Regions from separate parts of the Mus musculus genome. Here regions 2 and 3 are each linked to region 1. Evidence: chromatin loops called from intact Hi-C (ENCODE). Cell type or tissue: left cerebral cortex. All regions are shown on one strand. Links, peaks and the distances in the headings refer to the core of each region. The heading gives the core; the rest is flanking DNA.

The links. Peaks named below come from ENCODE experiments on the same cell type or tissue, not always from the same donor. Only the 100,000 strongest peaks of a DNase experiment are listed, where the experiment ranks them.
Region 2: a loop joins it to region 1, with 12 times the contacts of the local background. A loop is called at or near these places in 10 of 42 quality-filtered maps.
Region 3: a loop joins it to region 1, with 5 times the contacts of the local background. A loop is called at or near these places in 2 of 42 quality-filtered maps.

The regions. Positions count from the first base shown.
Region 1 is chr4:49,843,586-49,849,908 of GRCm38, reverse strand. It overlaps Grin3a (glutamate receptor ionotropic, NMDA3A), which reads left to right and starts at 4,140. Exons shown (of 9, transcript NM_001033351.2): 1 at 4,140-5,526. The coding sequence starts at 4,828. In left cerebral cortex, for the core only: CTCF peaks have their summits at 4,076 and 4,791; DNase peaks (open chromatin) are centred at 4,631, 5,061, 5,502, 5,994 and 1 more place; H3K4me3 peaks cover 2,602 bases; H3K27ac peaks cover 1,129 bases.
Region 2 is chr4:49,955,228-49,961,550 of GRCm38, reverse strand. No RefSeq gene overlaps it. Among named protein-coding and RNA genes, the nearest start is that of Grin3a, 110 kb to the right of the region's middle. In left cerebral cortex, for the core only: a CTCF peak has its summit at 3,056 (motif pointing right); a DNase peak (open chromatin) is centred at 3,056.
Region 3 is chr4:50,672,765-50,679,087 of GRCm38, reverse strand. No RefSeq gene overlaps it. Among named protein-coding and RNA genes, the nearest start is that of Gm42287, 110 kb to the left of the region's middle. In left cerebral cortex, for the core only: a CTCF peak has its summit at 3,319 (motif pointing right); a DNase peak (open chromatin) is centred at 3,288.

The DNA of each region.
Region 1 (6,323 bases), core at 1,324-6,323:
TCACCACCTTGGGTATTCGGCTCCAGATACTCCAGACTCCTCAATACTAATCAACTACTCCTGCCCCGTTTAAAAAACAGAAAACAACAACAACAACAACAAAAATCCTACAAGTTAGTATTTTATTACAGGCAAACCTGTAGTTGGGAACATGCCATTTAAAATGAATGCCACTTATTTAAAATAATAACATCACCAAAACTAGGTGTGGCTACACCTAGATATTTTTCAGTATATAAGGGGTAAGAAAAGAATAGTTTTACAAACTATAATAAATGTGCAAATAAGCCTCCCATTTCCAAGAAGCTTGAGGTTTGCATGAGTTTGCATGCTGCCGTTTCTACACAGAAAACTGTCAGGAGCTGTCACCACAACCAATGCAGAAAGGATGAAACTCTAGCTTTGGGAGGCGAAATGTCATACCCACAGGGAAATGCTGCAGAGAGGGGATCCAACCCTGATTCTCCACAGCATTCTTCCCTGGAACCTTCCCTGGGCCACTTCCAGAATGTCACAGCTTTCACTATAACCATAGCTGGCACCAGAAAGCACAGATGTGCATGGGACACATTTTAAATTGAGCACTTAGATTTGTTTTGTTTGTTTGACTTCCAACGTGGGTTCTTAGATCACTACTTCTCATTCTGGATCAGATTATAAACAAAGTCTTCTCTGGCAGAGCCAAATGTGAGCTCTGATTTGCTACCAACCCTGCAGCTGGAATGAACCTCCAATGCTAAAAGTACACTGCCCCTCACAGCACTTCGAAGACCTGTCAGCAGTCCAGTAGTCCTCAAACCCAATTCCCCATATGTGAAGAATAATCACCCTAGCCAGACAAGATTATGGGACTTAGCAAGAATGTTGTCTCTCAGGTACATTATTGCAACTGCTCACATCAGATATCTTGCCTACCTTCCATGTACCATTAAAAGAACATCTAGAGGGATCCTGTTGCGTTAGTCCTCATGAGCATCGTGACAGATGACTGTAATCCCAGCACTAAGGATGCGAGGGAAAGCAGGAGGATTGTTTGACTTGAGTCCAGCCTGGGCTACAGAAGTCTTAAGACCCTGTCTCAAAAGAAAACAAAAATTAGCCCTGCCACTGACTCTGTTGCCCAGTGTCTTGCAGTCACACCTGTCACCCTATGCAGACCAGAGCCACACCTCCTGGTTGGTTTTCACTGCCTGCCTCTTCCTTTGAGCCTTTCTGCTCTAACAGCCCCCACTGTGACTGCTGTGAGTTGTCTTGCTCTGGCTCTTTGGATCCTTCACTCTTATTCAAATACCCCAGAAACATTTCTGCATAAGAACCCTTTCCTGGGGGAGTGGGTAGGGGAGCGTGTGGAGGACTTTTGGGATAGCATTGGAAATGTAAATGAAATAAATACCCAATAAAAAAAGGAAAAAAATAAAAAGAACCCTTTCCTAAGAACCCTCTCCATTGCTCTTTCCTCCCCTTGGGACTCCTTGCTCCATCATTCTCACAAATCACTGCCTCACCTCCCTTTATCTCTTTATTCAAAAGGTATGTTCTTGGGGGTTTTCCCTGGCTTTGCCTTCTAAAAATCACAGCTCACTTCCCTTCTATTCCTGTGGGCTTTTTTTTCCTCCTGAGCACAAGACAGCATGTCCTGTGTGTATTTGATTGTGTTCTTTGTTGTCCTTCTGTTCCATTAGTTCATAAACTAATATTTAGCACTCTGTGGAGTTATTAACAATCTTAGTCTGAAAAGGCAGAGAATTCATTTATTCTAACTGGGATTAAATCACCTAATCCCAGGATAGCCTTATGCCTGTGCACAGTAGGTTTTACTAACTGATTATTGAGTAATGAAAGGGTTTTTAAAATTATGGTCTTGTAGGCACGAAAAAGAGAGGAAGGGGAAGGGAAAGAGGAGAGATAAGAAAAGGCGAAAAGAAGAATGTCAGAGTTGCTCTGCAGTGACAAGAGAACCAGGTGGCAAAAGGAGGACAGAGAAGAAGAATAGCACAGGGGCTGGGGAGAAGCTCCTCTGTAAAGTGCTTGTCACTGAAGCCCGAGGGCCTGAGTCTCCTGAATCTACTCTAAAAAACCAGGCATGGCATGGTAGCATGCACCTTTAATACCAACAGTAGGAAAGAGAGACAGAATACCAAGGATCTCAATGGCCATCCAGGTTAGCCTTATCATTGAGTTCCAGGTCTCACTGAGAGAGACTTTGTCCCAAAGACAAGACAAGCTAGAATGCTTCTGAGGCACAAAGCAGAGGGTGACCTCTGGCCTCCACCTGAGCTAACACAGATGTGTACACGTACATAGACACACACACACACACACACACACACACACACACACACACACACAAACACACCAAAAGGAATGACGCAGAGTAGAAAGGACCTGGGGAGACTCGAAAACAGAAAAGGAAGAGCTCTTCTTCCAGTTCACAAGCTTCCACCAGGGCTCCGTCAGTACCAAGCTCAGAACTATGCAGCTCATCTGAGAATAACCAGGTCAGCCACACTCTCACGGCCATGATGAACTTGTAAGTAGCCTAATGCCCAAAGTGAATCCAACAAAACCTTTCCCAGTCAGGCCAGGCTACTCTCTATCAACACCTACTCTCTGAGGAACTTCATCTGAGCACACATGCAATGCCATGGTGCTAACGGTTGCTATGCAGAGTCACAGTTATAGGCACTCCTTAGTCTTCCATACACATACTCCAGCTCCTCCTAACGGCACGGGTGAGAGCCTCAAGTCCCTGCCGTGCAAGGACCACACATTCTACACTATACTTTGTATCTCAAGCAATGTGGTACTCTGGGATAAAGGAGATTGCTGACAGAGCTTTGATCTCTCTCTGACCTCAAGAGAGAACAGGGGCTTTCTATTCTGATTTAGCCCCCATTAAGCGTTTACTTCCCAATGGTGGAAGTTTTTTTAACCCTGAAGCAACTCCATCTTACAAAACTTACTTTGTGCTGAGACAAAGAGTCTTCTCTTTGCCAGGTTCTCAAGAATTTTATTTGTCTATAGTTTCATTATCCCAAAATTTAAAACATGGTGGAAACTTAAACTCAAGAATCAAAACAACTTTTTAGAGCTAAAGGTTTGATGTATTTACATAGTAATTTAGCAGCTCCAAACAACAGGGCAAGGACAGGTCAAATAAATTGCCGAGGTCACAGTTCTCCAGAGGTGATATTGGACTCAGTATTGCTGATCACCAATGCTGTTAGTCACGTAGTCATCTCCCCCACCCTCCTCATGAATGATTCCTGTAACATAAAAAGTAGTCAATTTGCAATATGTGTGGCATCCATAAGATTTCCTTAACCCTTTTGCGTTTTTTCTGATGTCACTTATTAAATGGGGAGAAAGTTTAGATAATAGGCTCATTGACCCCTGGGTTGCTGTATAAATGAAATAACTCACAAGAAACTACAACCTGGACACTCTTGGTCTATATACTACGGACAACTGGTGAAGGCTTTTTAAGCTCTGAAAGTACTTTTATTGCATTTTATTTATTTTATGTCTGGGATGGATGTGAGCACGTGAATCTTGCCACGCAGGGGTGCACGTTGGAGGACAACTTTCTTGAGTCAATTGTCTCTTTCCATCTTAAAGGACCTGGGGATGTAAATGCAGTTGTGAGGCCTGGTGGCCAGCTCTTTAACTTCTTGAATCGCTTTGAATCCACGTTTTTTATCCCGAGAATCAAAAAAACAAGACCCCTTTAAAAACGCATAAGCTCCTCTGCCAAAGAAAAGCAAGAAGAAATCAGATGTGTAAATAATTCTTGCTTTAATACTCTGGACTAGAAAAACCCTTTAGAGTGGTGTCGCCAAGGGATACTCCTTAAAGTCACAGTGGCTTTTAACCGGTCCCTGTGACCCATTAGGCTTCAGATCTCTCAGTACCGACTCCGAATTCAGAAATCCCCCAGGCTGTCTTTGCGTACATCCGCCAAAGGGAATTGTGCCAACTACAGACTCTGCGTTTGAGGGGCGAGGACTTTGCAGGGGCGCGGGACTGTGCGGCAGGAGAATCTCACCATCAGTGGGCGTTTAGCGCAGCCAAGCGACAGGCTGGCGCCAGGGCTCTGCTACTGGGAGGCGCCGGCTGAGGCGGGGAGAACTTTGGCGCTCAGAACAGAACCACCCTTCGCTGGCCAGTTGTGTCGCTCCTCCAAGGAAGCCGCGGAAGTGGCGCCTGGGCGAAAAGCCCGGCAGAAAAAGGAAGAGAGGAAGTAGAAAGGGAAGAGGGGAAAATGAACCAGGCGCTGGGGGAGCCCGCGGTAAGGTGGCCGGCGGGGAAAGGAAGCAGGTTCGGCAGCTGCTTTTCCGCACCCCGTGCGTGAACGCCCTCTCCTCTGCCACCCCAGTAAATAAGTGGGTGTCTCCTGAACTGAACAGCAAGAGAAAAGAAGCCAGCCAAGTGAGAGTACAGCTCCTCTGTCACTGCCGCCCCCTTGCAAGTCTGGCGGCTTCTCGCGGGGCCAGACGCTGCGCCCCAGGCGCCCTGCAGATGGGGTGGACAGGGACCCGGAGCTCAAGCCACGGGTGACCCGCGCTGGCCAACCGGCCTGCGGCGCTTGCGGAGGATGCTAGGCGGAGGAGCCCTGGAACCGCATCCGACACTGCCCGGCGTCCGCTAGGCTGCAACTTGGAATGCCCAGGGAGCGGTCCGGCTCCTGTGACCACTTCGCCGCGTCTAGGGAAGCTGCGCTCAGGATTTGGAGGCAGAGACCTCAGGCGGCGGAGACCTCCGGCGGCGGCTGCAGAGGGAAGAGCCGGGCGCAGGAGGGGGCGCGCTTTCTCCCAGCGGGTCTCAGTAATGAGGAGACTGAGTTTGTGGTGGCTGCTGAGCAGGGTCTGTCTGTTGCTGCCTCCGCCCTGTGCACTGGTGCTGGCCGGGGTGCCCAGCTCCTCCTCGCACCCGCAACCCTGCCAGATCCTCAAGCGCATCGGACACGCGGTGAGGGTGGGCGCGGTGCACTTGCAACCCTGGACCACGGCCCCACGCGCAGCCAGTCGCGCTCAGGACGGCGGCAGGGCGGGTGCCCAGAGGGATGAGCCAGAGTCGGGGACGTGGCGGCCACCGGCGCCCTCGCAAGGCGCACGTTGGTTGGGGAGCGCCCTGCATGGCCGGGGTCCACCCGGCTCCCGCAAGCTCGGGGAGGGCGCCGGGACCGAGACCCTGTGGCCGCGGGATGCCCTACTGTTCGCTGTGGAAAACCTGAACCGTGTGGAAGGGCTCCTTCCCTACAACCTGTCTTTGGAAGTAGTGATGGCCATCGAGGCGGGCCTGGGCGACCTGCCACTTATGCCTTTCTCTTCCCCAAGCTCACCGTGGAGCAGTGACCCTTTCTCCTTTCTGCAGAGCGTGTGCCACACCGTAGTGGTACAAGGGGTTTCAGCGCTGCTGGCCTTCCCCCAGAGCCAGGGCGAAATGATGGAGCTGGACTTGGTCAGTTCTGTCCTGCACATCCCAGTGCTCAGCATAGTGCGCCACGAGTTTCCGCGGGAGAGTCAGGTGAGAGGAGTCTGGTGCGTGGAGTGCTGTGCGCTGCTGGGAGTCGGGACCAGAAGGGGAGGAAGAGTGTGGGGGAAGCCTGGGTTTGTTGGCTTGTTTGTTTTTTAACTTTGATGTTTGAGGCTTGGACTATGTCCCTAGGCGGTAGGTTAGAGGACTTCAGTTGAAATAGAGTAAGACATTTTAAAAGCAGGCAGAAATAAAATGCGAAGTTGGGGGTGGGGGAGGGGTCACAGATGGAAGGAAGAAAGTGGAGATGATATGTGGTGGGGGCGGGAGGCAGTCATGTTTTGACAAGCTATGAGAAATCTAGTGGGTTCCAGACACCTGAAACTTAAGGTTCAGAACCGTGGACAGTGATCAAGGGTTCTACACTGGAGTGAGGAACAGGGGTGGGGCCCCAGACTTGCCACTGTCTTAAACTCCCAAAGGGCATTCAGAAAACCTGTAACAGAAAAAGCAGCAGCTGGTCTTTTTTACTTCTTCCAGAGGCGTGCCAGGGCTCTGTGGTGTAAGGAAAAGCACGTCCCTCTGGCTTCCCTTCAGTAAATGTAAAAGTCTGCAACTAGTACAGAAGCCACCGTGGCTGGCAGTCTTACAAATGGAAACCACTGGAATTACCGAGAGTACAAAAGATGAGGAGACTCATCTGTGGGTTCTTTGCCCCCACCTTCCTTCTACATTGTGTGGGCTCAGAGGCTGGACATGTGATCGCTGTAAAGAGCCCATTTCTGCTCTCTTTATTTAAGAATAAACAAATAATGACTTAGTTTTTTAAGGGGTTGAAAAAAATCTAA
Region 2 (6,323 bases), core at 950-5,949, 110 kb before region 1:
AATCTTACAAAATACTTTTCTACATCTATTAGTATGGTCATGTGACATTTTTGTTTTTCCTTCTGTTGGTAGGGTGCATTATGCTTATGATTTGATAATGTTAAAGCATCCTGGTGCCGCTGAAAAAATTCCATTTGATTGTGGAGTATGACACTATTATATATTTTACCAAATTTGTTTTGATAGTATTGTGTCAAAAAATGCCTCTGTATTTAACATAGCTATTTTCTTGTAGTTTCTTTTTTCTTGTACTTTTGTCTAGTTTTGACACTACTAATAATTACCTACTCAAGTAATAATGATGTCATGAAAGATCACGATCTCACAAAATGCCCCCTTTTAAAAAGGAGGTCATTCTCAGTGTTTTATTATTATATTGAGATCAGTCTCTTAGTTCAGGTTACTATTTATGTGTTTGGGTGACCCCATGTTGGGTGTAGAGTTCAATAAAGGTGATCCAAACCATATTTGTTGTAATATTAACCTCACTTTGGAAAGAGGTAGGTTTTGTTATTTTAATGGTTTGTAGGGTTTCACTGCAAGGCCATCAAGTACTGGACTGCTCTTTGATAAAATACAATTTGTTGTTTCATTTTAACACCTACTCCTGATCTGTTAAGATAAATCTAAATTTAGCAAAAGTAAAAATGCATTTCAAATAAATTGTCAAAACTAAATAATCAATTCAAGGGTGAATAACAGTTTAAATATTGCTCCTAGGTTTTCAATTTTTAGCTGAAATTGCTTATAGTGGATTCTCATTGTCCTTTGCATTTCTATAAGTTGTTTTAATGTCTTCATTTTCATCTCTATTTGTATTTATTTAATAGTCTCTCATTTTCTTTATTAATATAGTTAAAAGTTCGTCAAATTTACTTACATTTCTAAGAAGCTACTAGCTATCTTTGATATTTTAAGCCTTTCTATTTTTAGCATGGACATTGATTACTATAAACTCCTCCTACTTAATCATATCTTGCTGTATCCACAGATTTTGATATGTTGTGATTTCTTTTTCATTTTGTTCCAAGTAATTTTTGGGTTAACTTTAAATTTTTCCAGTGACCCATTTGTTATTCAGAAGCATGTTATTCAGTTTCTGCATATTGGCTTATGTTTTCTTTATTCTTAATTATGTCCTTTTTATTTCATTGTGACTTAAGAATATATGATATTATTGCAATTTTAAATTAATGAGATTTGATTTGTTTGGAAAGATGTGATTTTGTTCTGAACAGTATTGTTTCTGCTGGTAAGAAAAACTTATATTTCCTTTCTGTAAACAAAATGTCCTAAAATATATTAAACCCATTCAGTATATAGTTTAATCAATACTGACACACACACAAGTTAAATTTTGTCTGTATTTCCAGAGATGACAATGGGGTATTGACACCCCATATTATTGCTACATTAGAGTCTGTCTTACCTTTAAGTCTATTAATACTTTCTTTGTGTATTTGAATGGCCTAATGTTGGCTGCAAGATTATTAACACATAGTACAATACAGAAAATTGAGAAGACTTACTCACTCTAATTTAGAACAGGTAGCCATTTTAGGCCTTAAACTTCAATTTCCTAGGACAGCTCAGGCTTCTCTAAAAAACAGCAGAAATGGAACAGCCAGTCAAGCAGCTGCTCAGGGAAGGCCAGTTATATTTTTAAAAGTCCCTATAAGATAACCGTCTTTGCCTTGAGGTACGAATCAATTAGAATTATACAAATATCCTGAAACATAAGGTCAAACAATCATGATGAAGGTGACCCAACTGCAACTGGAAAACCCCTAACTGGCTTTAAAAGGGGCCTGTGAGCTTTCCAGAGGGTCGACAGTTTGCTTGGATAGTTAACCCAGGCGTGCTGGCTGTTTCTGTAGAATAAGTGCTCTTTGTCTTTCCATACTACGCGAGTCTGGGGTCTTCATTCAGTGATTTTCAGACCCTTACAATAGCAACTCATATTTGTCATTTTGGTATGGTTTCTGTATTCTAAACAACATATATTTTACACATCAAATTGACAGTTGTATTCTTTTTTAGATTTTTTTTTTTTAGTTAAAAATGGATTCTTCTCTCATACAATACATCCCAACAAGTTTTCCCTCCCTCCACTTCTCCTAGCTCCCCCTTAATCTCCCCTTTACCCCAGATCCACTCCTCTTCCATTTCTTCTCTAGAAAAGAGCAGGCCTCTAAGACAGGCAGCCAACAGGACAAAGACACAAGAAGACCAGGTGAAGAACATTATATCCAGGCTTGCCAGGAAAACCTAATGGGAGCAAAAGAGTCTCAAAAATAGGCAAAGGAGTAGAGATACAGTCTACTGATTACTGTTACTCCCATTGTTAGAAGTCCCACAGAACATCAAGTTAACCACCGTAACATATATGCAGAGGACAAAGAGTGAACTTAAAAAGAAGAAACCTTATTTAATTACACTCAAATAACCAAGAACATTTGAAATATGGGGAAATTATACCACTCAGCTTTTATTGTGTATTCTTCAGTGACTTTATGAAAGAGTACAATGTATTAATATAAAATCCACCACACATGCAGACATACACACACACACACACACACACACACACACACACACACCAATTCTCTACCAGACCTTCCCCATCTTCCTCCCAGTTGATGCCTTCTACTCCTTTTTATTACTTTGTTAACTCACTGAAACCTCCCTTGAGTTGTTGGTTGAGGGATCCCTGAAAACAACTCATGCTATTGTCATAGCTCTTGGTTGCCACTATAACTTGATAACACTGTACTTCCAAAGATGTTAATGTTACATTATTTTGGTCACAGGATATAGACAAATCAAGCTGGTACTGACATGGATGCTTCCTCCATGTTGGTTAGCTTTCATAATACTGAAAGATGTTTTACAAGATGCTGAGGGAGAGATGTCATCAATGAACAATCTTATCTAGCTGTCAGTCTCTGAGCATCAATAACGACTGACCTAGCATGCTCTGCCCATTGATGTAATAGTGTAATTTATGTGACAAGAGTTGAAAGCTTTCTAATTGGATTTAAGATATTCTCCACAAGAGGGAGCCCACGCATGGTACCATAAACCTGTCAGAACTCACTGCAGAGGCCATAAGCCTTGAAGATCCTATACTACTTACTATGCTAAGGGAATAAAGTACCAAGCTCCCTTCTAAATACTTATCCTTACACCATTAATCAACAGACCTTTCTTATCCCTCACCCTTCATCAGAGAATCTTCTTATGCAGGGAGTGATGATTAATATATAGACACAGCTCATCAAATTCAGAGAATAAGTGACTTGAGATGCTCTGCCTTAACTGGAACATCTGGCTTAACTGGAACATCTGGCTTAACTGGAACATCTGTATCAGACACACACACAGGCAGATGCACATGCACACAAGAGGAAGGAGAAATATTAAGGGAGCATCACAGAAGAGGAGGCTTATGGGTATGACATGGGTCTTGCTGTCATCAATTCACAGCAACAGTGATTGCTTGCACAGGAACTACACAAGATGAATCCAATCAACTATCCAATGCGGTCTGGGAGGGCCTCATGAGACCCAGTCCTCGCTGAGGAGTTGGCTGCTAAAGGAGGTGTCTAGTTTATATTCAAGCTGATTTTTTTCCTTCTTATTTAGTTTCAGATAAAACCCAGAAACTTAACACTCTCACTAAGCTTCTTTGTCTCTTACCTGCTAGAATCATCCAATCGCTAATGGTTGAGCTTTGCAATATTTCTTCATAGGATGGAAGCAAGAATGTCCTACCAAAACTATGTCAGCCTCTGGGCTGGATTTTTCTTCTTTGTTGGGCCACTAGATTAATCCTCTTATTGTCAGCATAACTGAGTGAATTTGGAACCCTTCACAATGGAACCTATCATTGGTATTTACTCCAAAGGATATAAGAGCAAACTCTAAATTATGTGAGAATTCCCCAAAACCTTTTGCATTTTGTACTTGGGATAACTGATCAGCCCATGGACTAGTGCCCAGACTAAGTGAATATTCCTGACCCAATACAACCAGCAGCCTTTCCTTTGTCAGAGACAAATGTTACAAATGTCCCTAAATATATCATAAGAACTGCCCTACTAGCTAGCACATTCTACAAAAAAAAAATAGAGGAAAAGCCATATAGATATAGATAGATATACCAGCTTCCTAATAAAGTATAAAGCCTATAAACCCTACAACATGAATTACATTAAAGTATTTTTTAGAGATAGGAAATTAGCCAATCTCTGAACACTCACTATATAGGAAAAATCAAGTGTAAATTAACCAAAACTCAGTTCTACTTAATTAATTAAATGTACCTTCAATGAGAAACAGAAAGCCTCAACCCAATGAAATCTTTAGAGTGTGATGTGAGGTAAGGCCTAAAATTGAAGTTCAATGTTAAGTGCTGCCCTGACATCTGGTAAAATCAGAAGGGCCTTAGATGATCAAACTGCAATGTTCCCTTTCAGTCCTGGCCCAACAGATAAGGTCTTCCAGCCAACAGACCTCCTTATCAAAGGCACCAGGCACAATTCCTGTATCCGAGATGGAGTTTCAATTTCCTGCCAGCCTACAGAGTTATTCAAAGCCAATCACATCCTCTCGCAGGAACTAAAAGATACTTCACCCTCTGGACATTACAAAGCCTGCCTCCTGCAGCCCCTGGTTGTTCACTCTGGATCCAACCTCTGTGTTACTCTGCATGACATCTGGGGTCAGCCTCTCTCAAGCCATGAGTACAGATTGCTGCTGATTTCTTTCTTTCAGTGTTGTATGCCTTGTTTCCATCAATCCCATAATCCTAGGGGGAGAATCCATTCCTCACCCACACAGTGACTAGAAAATGATTATAACACCTCAGTTAGGAGCCTTCTTGAAAACATCTAGCATGATATAAAATATGAACTAACCATTATAACTTTTTCTTCCCACAGTAAGTATCTTGTAAGAATGTAATTTCTATGTGTAAATTCTTCACACGTGAGTATAGGCATATGAATGGCTTCAGTTCAGAAAATCTGTAGTCCTTCTCCCAATTTGGTTCCCTCACAAACACCAAACATGCTTAGAAGTATCCAGAAGTAAACACCCCTCCTTCCCCCCAAAGCCTAAAAAATACACACTAAAGATATCATTGCTGTAAATGTGTCACGTTCTAGTCAAGAGGTTCTGGGAGGAAAGGATGGTTTGCAGCAGAATGTCTAGAACACTAATGGAGGCAAGCTGGTTTGCGTACATGATTTCAAAACCTCATAAACCAGAACCCAAATACTTTCAGACAAAAGCTGGAATGGGTTTTCCAGCTATTTCTTTACGCGTTATACTTTTTTAAAAATTTTTTTATTAGGTATTTTCCTTGTTTACATTTTCAATGCTATCCCAAAGGTCCCCCATATCCACCCCCAATCCCCTACCCACCCACTCCCCCTTTTTGGCCCTGGAATTCCCCTGTACTGGGGCATCTAAAGGTGGCAAGTCCAATGGGCCTCTCTTTGCAGTGATGGCCGACTAGGCCATCTTTTGATGCATATGCAGCTAGAGACAAGAGCTCCGGGGTAGTGGTTAGTTCATATTGTTGTTCCACCTATAGGGTTGCAGTTCCCTTTAGCTCCTTGGGTAATATCTCTAGCTCCTGCATTGGGGGCCATGTGACCCATCCAATAGCTGACTGTGATCATCCACTTCTGTATTTGCTAGACCCCAGCATAGTCTCACAAGAGACAGCTATATCTGGGTCCTTCCAGCAAAATTTTGCTAGTGTGTGCAATGGTGTCGGCGTTTGGAAGCTGATTATGGGATGGATCCCTGTGTTATACTTTTTTTAATAGCACCCTTAAGAAAGCTGGGGAATTCATCATGGTGTACTATGTCAGAGTTTACATCATCTGCAACATTCAGGATTTAGCTACCATGAAAATGGAGAAACAAGCTAGAGACTTGAGGTAGTAACCCAAGGACCACATTCTCGGTCTTCCTTGATTTCCAGTCCTACTTGCAACTATATCTAAATGTTAACCTGAAAGACATATCTGAATGCGTAATCTATTAATCCTTTAAAGAGGAGGACACTGCTTTTCTTCCCTCGACATTTGTCCAGCTTGATACTTGGAATATAGTATGATTAAGAGCTATTTTAAGTCATTAACAGAAAATGAAGATAGCAGAACATCAAATAAGAATGGGCCTAGAAAACTTTATATGGCCCCAGTACAGGGGAACACCAGGGCCAAGAAGTGGGAGTGGGTGGGTAGGGGAGCAGGGCAGGGGGAGGGTATAAGGGACTTTCAGGATAGCATTTGAAATGTAAATGAATA
Region 3 (6,323 bases), core at 950-5,949, 830 kb before region 1:
TAAACATCTAATTAAAAAAGAAAGAAAGAAAAGGAAGAAAGTAACTAGAGAGATCTTACACTACCAAGGTAACAACACACCTGAGAGTTTTAAAACAAAGAAGTAAACACACCCAAGAGGAATAGAGGGCAGGGCCACTGAACTCAAGATAATATAAACAAAGGGAAAGATACAAAGAGTAAACAAAACCAAAACTTGTTTGTTTGAGAGAATCCACAAGAGAGATAAACCCCTAGGCAAACCAACTAAAGGGCCCAGAGGCAGTATCCAAATTAACAAAATCAGAAATGAAAGTGAGTCATAACAACAGAAATGGAGGAAATTCAAAAAATCATTAGATCTTACAACAAATTCAACAAAACTGGAAAATCTAGATGATATGGGTGGTTTTCTAGATAGATGCCACATACCAAAGTAAATCAAAAACAGGTAAGCTATCTAAAGCAGCCCATATCCCCTAAAGAAAAAGAAGTCATTAAAAACTTCCCAAACAAAAAAATTCCCAGGGCTAGAGGGCTTTGGTGTAGAATTCTACCAGACCTTCAAAGAAGACCTAACACCAAAATTCTTCAACTATTCCATAAAACAGAAACAGAAGGAATATTACCTAATTCATTCTACAATTACCCTGATACCTAAACCACACAAGAATGCAACAAAAAGAGAGAACTTCAGACCAATCTCGCTTCTGAACATTGATGCAAAAGTACTCGCAAAAATTCTCTCAAACCAAATCCAAGAACACATTAAAACTATCATTTACCGGGTGTGGTGGTGCATGCCTTTAATCCCAGTGCTCAGGAGGCAGAGGCAGGTGGATTTCTGAGTTCAAGATCAGCCTGGTCTACAGAGTGAGTTCCAGGACCGCCAGGGCTATACAGAGAAACCCTTTCTTGAAAAAAAAGAAAAAAGAAATACAAGTATCTTTTATGTGTCCTGTCATAATTTCTTTTTTTATTACGTATTTTCTTCAATTACATTTCCAATAATATAACTGCTTTTAAAATATAGCAAAACAAGGTCATTTACTAACCTGTGAAGTGGTACATACATGGTATAGAAAAAAATCCAGTCAGTTAAACTATTAAAGCAGATTATTGAAAATTATGTAACAAGGAGACCTGTAACACTCCCCTGAACGTGTAAGAAATAAAATACTCTTGGCCATAGTAAAAAAAAAAAAAAAAAGAAAAGAAAACAAAAACATCATTCACCACAGGCAAGTAGGCTTCATCCCAAGGATGCAAGTTTGGTTCAATATATGAAAATCCATGAACATAATCCACTATATAAACAAACTAAAAAAAGAAAATTCACAAGATCATCTCTTTAGATGCAGAAAAAGTCTTTGATAAAAGACAACATTCCTTCATGTTAAATCTATTAGAGAGTAAGGGAATTCAAGGCCCATACCTAAACATAATAAAAGCAATTTATTATAAAACAACAGCCAATATCAAATTAAATGGATAGATACTTGAAACAACTGCACTAAAATTTTGTAGAAGACAAGGATGCCCACTCTCCCCATATCTATCCAATACAGCACTCAAAATTTTATCTAGAAAAATAAGGCAAGAAGAAGAGACCAAGGGGATACAAATTGGCAAAGTCAAGTTATCACTATTTGCAGATGATTTGATGGTATACATAAGTGACCCCCAAAATTCTACCAGAGAACTTCTACAACTGATAAGCAACTTCAGCAAAGTGGCTGGATATAAAATTAACTCAAATAAACCACAACTTTTAAAATATGTTTTGTGCCAGGTGTATGTGTGTGTGTGTGGGGGGGGGGGTGCGGGGGGCACCTTTACTCTCAATACTCAAGAGGCAGAGCCAGACAGCTCTCTGTGAGTTCCAGGACAGTGAGTTCCAGGACAGCTGGGGCTATACAGAGAAACCATGTCTCAAAATGTTTAGTTATCCTTCATGTCAATGTAACAGGGAGAAACAAATGATCTTAGACAAATTATAAGAAAAACAATTACCTTCCAGTCCATTCTTTTATTCTTAAAATGCTATTTATTCATTATAGCTGTGAGCAATATATAATGATTTTTTTTCATAAGAGACCAGAAAACAGAAATTGATCTCAGCTTGTGGCTGCAGTTTAATTGTTTTATTTTCCATCTAGTCTTTGAATAATAATATTAATAAAGATGAAAAAATATTTTATATGTTGATGAGTGTAACTTAGTCTCTGGAAGAAAAACCAGTAAAGTTACGTATACACATATTGATAAAATTTCTACTCTAGAGTATCTCTGCAAAACAGCAGATTTCCAGGGAAAATTTAAGTATACTTTTATTTTAGGGATTTAAAGATTGTTGGTCATCTCTGTTTACATTATTTTGCCATAATCATGCAGTCAACCTCAACAACTATAGTGTTTTGTGTGTGTGTGTGTGTGTGTGTGTGTGTGTGTGTGTGTGTGTGTACATGTGTGCAAGTGCAATGCATTTGTTGACAATTCATAAATGCAGGTGGTACCAGAAAATATCCACACCCAAAGAAGTTATACTGGCAGTTAGACTAAGAGTATGTTGGTATGTAGTGAAGTGATTCTTTCTAAAGCATCATGAAGATTGAAGCTATTGATAATTTCATTCTTCCTAAGGTTGATTATCTAGCAAAATAGAAAACGGAGCACCTGTTCAGCCATCTGATGACCTCAAATTATATGTGATCCTTGCTTTTAGTTGGTGCTTCATAAATTTTGAAGCTTTCTCTATGATACATGACATATTTGGGGCTTTAAATGTGTTGGGTAGAGAGTAGCAGTTAGATAAGAAAAATAAATTAGGGAAATTCAATTAATACAAGTTCAGGAAACAGGAAGAAGAGTAAAGAAGTCAGGGTGTGAATTTTCTTTTCTGAAATTTCCATAGGTCTTCATCTTAGATCACAGAACTAGAGTTCTTTTCCACTTTTAATAAAAATTCACATGACAAAGAATAATATGCAATTCAGCCTTGCAGGCTTGGCTGTTTCTCACTAATTGCCAGGAAAAACTCACTTAGTTTTGCACCAAGTTGCAATGCTGCATGCAAATATCTCTGCACAATGACTCAAAGAAGACAGTATGATTGGTCTACCTTTATTTCTCTATGCTCTATCTAGCAATGCTACCCCCACACCAGACCTTGTTCAGATATTGTGAAAGTTACCTTTTCAGAAAGAAAAAAAGCAAGGAAATGGGAGTTGTCCTTCAGCGATGAATCCTCTGGTAGAACTCATTCCAGTGCAGAAGTCTGACTTGCTATTCCTCTGGAGTTAAACATTTGTCTGTCACTTTAGTAACAAAAGGACATTAGAGGGCACCCTAACTCAACATTCCATACAGAAAAGACATTCTGGGTAATTTGGACAAGGAAAGGTAAAATCCCTGGATTCTCCATTTTTTTTTTTTAATTTGAAAAGCATTCTTTAAAAGCAGTAAATAAACGAGAATGGGGTGCTGAGAAAGTTCTCTGTAAAAGAATAGCCTGTGTGTTCTACATCCTTTTAAAAAGCAACATGGAGGCTTCTCTTTCATCGTGGTACATCGTTGTAACCTCTCCTTTCCCCTTACACACACATCTGCATTAATAGATTCTAAATCAATCCTCCATAGGTGTAGAATATTAACATATGTTTTTCCATGTCTTAGAGGTGTCTTTTGAAGTGACTTTTGTCCCTAGTGTTCCCATTCCCTCCATATAATTCATGAGGAATGATGGGGGCTTGTTTGTTAATGAAGCGTGGTGGTCTAGGAACTTGTCATCCCTTTCTATCTGAATGAATTTGTTTAATCATTTGCTTCACTTGATTGGGTGTGATAATATTAAGCTTTTGGTTAAATGATGCCATTAGCAGATGGCACTGACACAGATATGTTTTACAACCCCTGATGCAGCTCATAATCCCATGAGTGATCTATAGGAAGACAGTAAATAACATATATATGATGTCTTGAATAGGTCATAATGTAGTCAAAGAATGACAAATGCTGATGAACCTTAACCTACTTTGTCCTCAGACAAGATCCTCAGCAAGACTAATTCATGCAACCACAGATAAATAATAGAATTTCTTCTGCATGCTTCTTAAGTGCTGACAATTTTATCTTAAATGTGAAAGGTTATTAGATTGCATTTCAGGAGGTAGGAAGAAATATTTGGTCAGAGGAAATAATAACCTAATAATATGCATTGCTCCATGCATACATTACTGCTTTAGAAACCCCAGGATCCACACTGCATTGATTTCATGTATACATTATATATGGTACTAACTGTTGGTTGATTAAATCTGAAAGGATGATCCTGAACATAACCAACCTAAAAGACCATGGCCTTTCCACAATTATGTTAAATAGACTTGAGGTTCTAGAAGGCATTTCATATAGTTATTGAAGTATTTTAAAATTTTGATGTAGTCAAGTCTTACTTTAAAATTATTTAGATAGATTTATGGATATGGATCAATGAAAGAAAATTTGCTCTTCACATAAGAGACCCTGAGATTTGTTTATCCTCCAAACTAGAAGCTAGCAAATGAACAACAACAAAAAGAAATCTGCAAATTAATTATCCAAACTGATAAAATTATCATGGCTAAAGAATTAACTAGATCAACCACTAAATATCCCCTAAAATAAAACTTTTGTGCACAGTGAATATTTTATATTATATATTGTCTATGTTTAGTAAGAAAATTAAAATTACTAAAAGTGCATTGAAATGACATAACGCTTGTACCAAAATATTGTTTACTCTAGAGAAATGAATTAAAGGATAAATGAAGAAAATTGAGTTGATTAGTTTCTGTTCTCCACTGCAGTTATTAATGGGGAGCTCTACCCAAATCAATGTTTTACACTATACCATATGCCCCAGGATAATTGCTAGGATTGTGAGGCCTAGTTAAAATATTTTTATTTATGCACCACATATTGTTCAGACTATCTCCTTGAGACTAGTTCAACTTAATTAAACAACTTAATCTCCTTGAGACCAACTAGAGCCATGAACCCTTGAAGGGGAACATAAGATGTAATATTTCACATACTAAAAACATTTTTTGTTGTTTTTTTTTTTTTTTTTTTTTTTTTTTTGAGACAGGGTTTTTCTGTATAGTCCTGGCTATCCTGGAACTCACTTGGTAGACCAGGCTGGCCTCAAACTCAGAAATCTGCCTTTCTCTGCCTCCCAAGTGCTGGGATTAAAGGTGTGTGCCACCACCGCCCAGCATAACATTTTTATAATATTTATATATAAATCATAGATCAGGTAATAATAAAAGGAGAGATTCTTTAATCAATATTAACAAAAAATAATAGAAAACCTGGCCATTTTCAACAACATAGTCATTGTGATTATCTCTATGGTTCCTAATAGGAGCATCTTGATGAACTAGCAGGAATAAGGCTGGCTCATTATTCACAAACAGTCCCAAGTCAGAACACCAACACTGAAAGCTAGCTTTTACTAAAAGTATAAATATTTCTTTTTGTAGTAAACATGAAATAATTACAATTTTGATGAGTACTTAATAAGTCTTTAAGGTAAAATCTTTCACATTGTGGAGAGTCAGTAATGATTAACATTATATGTATAGTTTGACTCTATAAATAGCTTCACAGTTATCTACTGCATTAAAAATGTATCTTTCAACTATACCATTTCATTAAAACAACTTCACCAATTAAGATATAATACACATATATTTGAAATATAATAGCTATGGCACAATAGTTATAAAAATGAAGTACATTAGCCACATAAAACACAAACTTATAGTAGACTATACTGTTTTGTAGTATAATGGTATAGAAACTGATACAAATGCAATTTAGGTAATTTGCTCCTTGTTCTTATAAACATGTATTGTCATGAGTATCTATCTTTAAACTCATTACTATCTATACTTAAGTATATGACATTTTAATATCTCTCTGTGTCTATGTTGATTATATATCATCATGAAGATATCTACCTCTATCGATGTGTATGACTTTGGTTACTGAGAATATGTCCTTCTCTTAACTGAATTTTAAATGATTTATTAATATTTTCCATGGAACTGAATATAAATGAAAATGTATAATATTTAACCTGCCTCTTTAGTATTAAGTTCTATGTGGAATTATAATACCCATAATCTCTACTAGACTTTTAATTCCACCAGAAATAATTTTAAATAGACTTGAGAATCAATATTATTTTGGATATATAAAATATTTTAAAAGATTATTTGTATGTTTTACTTTATTTATTTATTTATTTATTTATTTATTTCCCTATTCTCTTAAAATGCATGTTTTTGAAAGGCTTAAAAA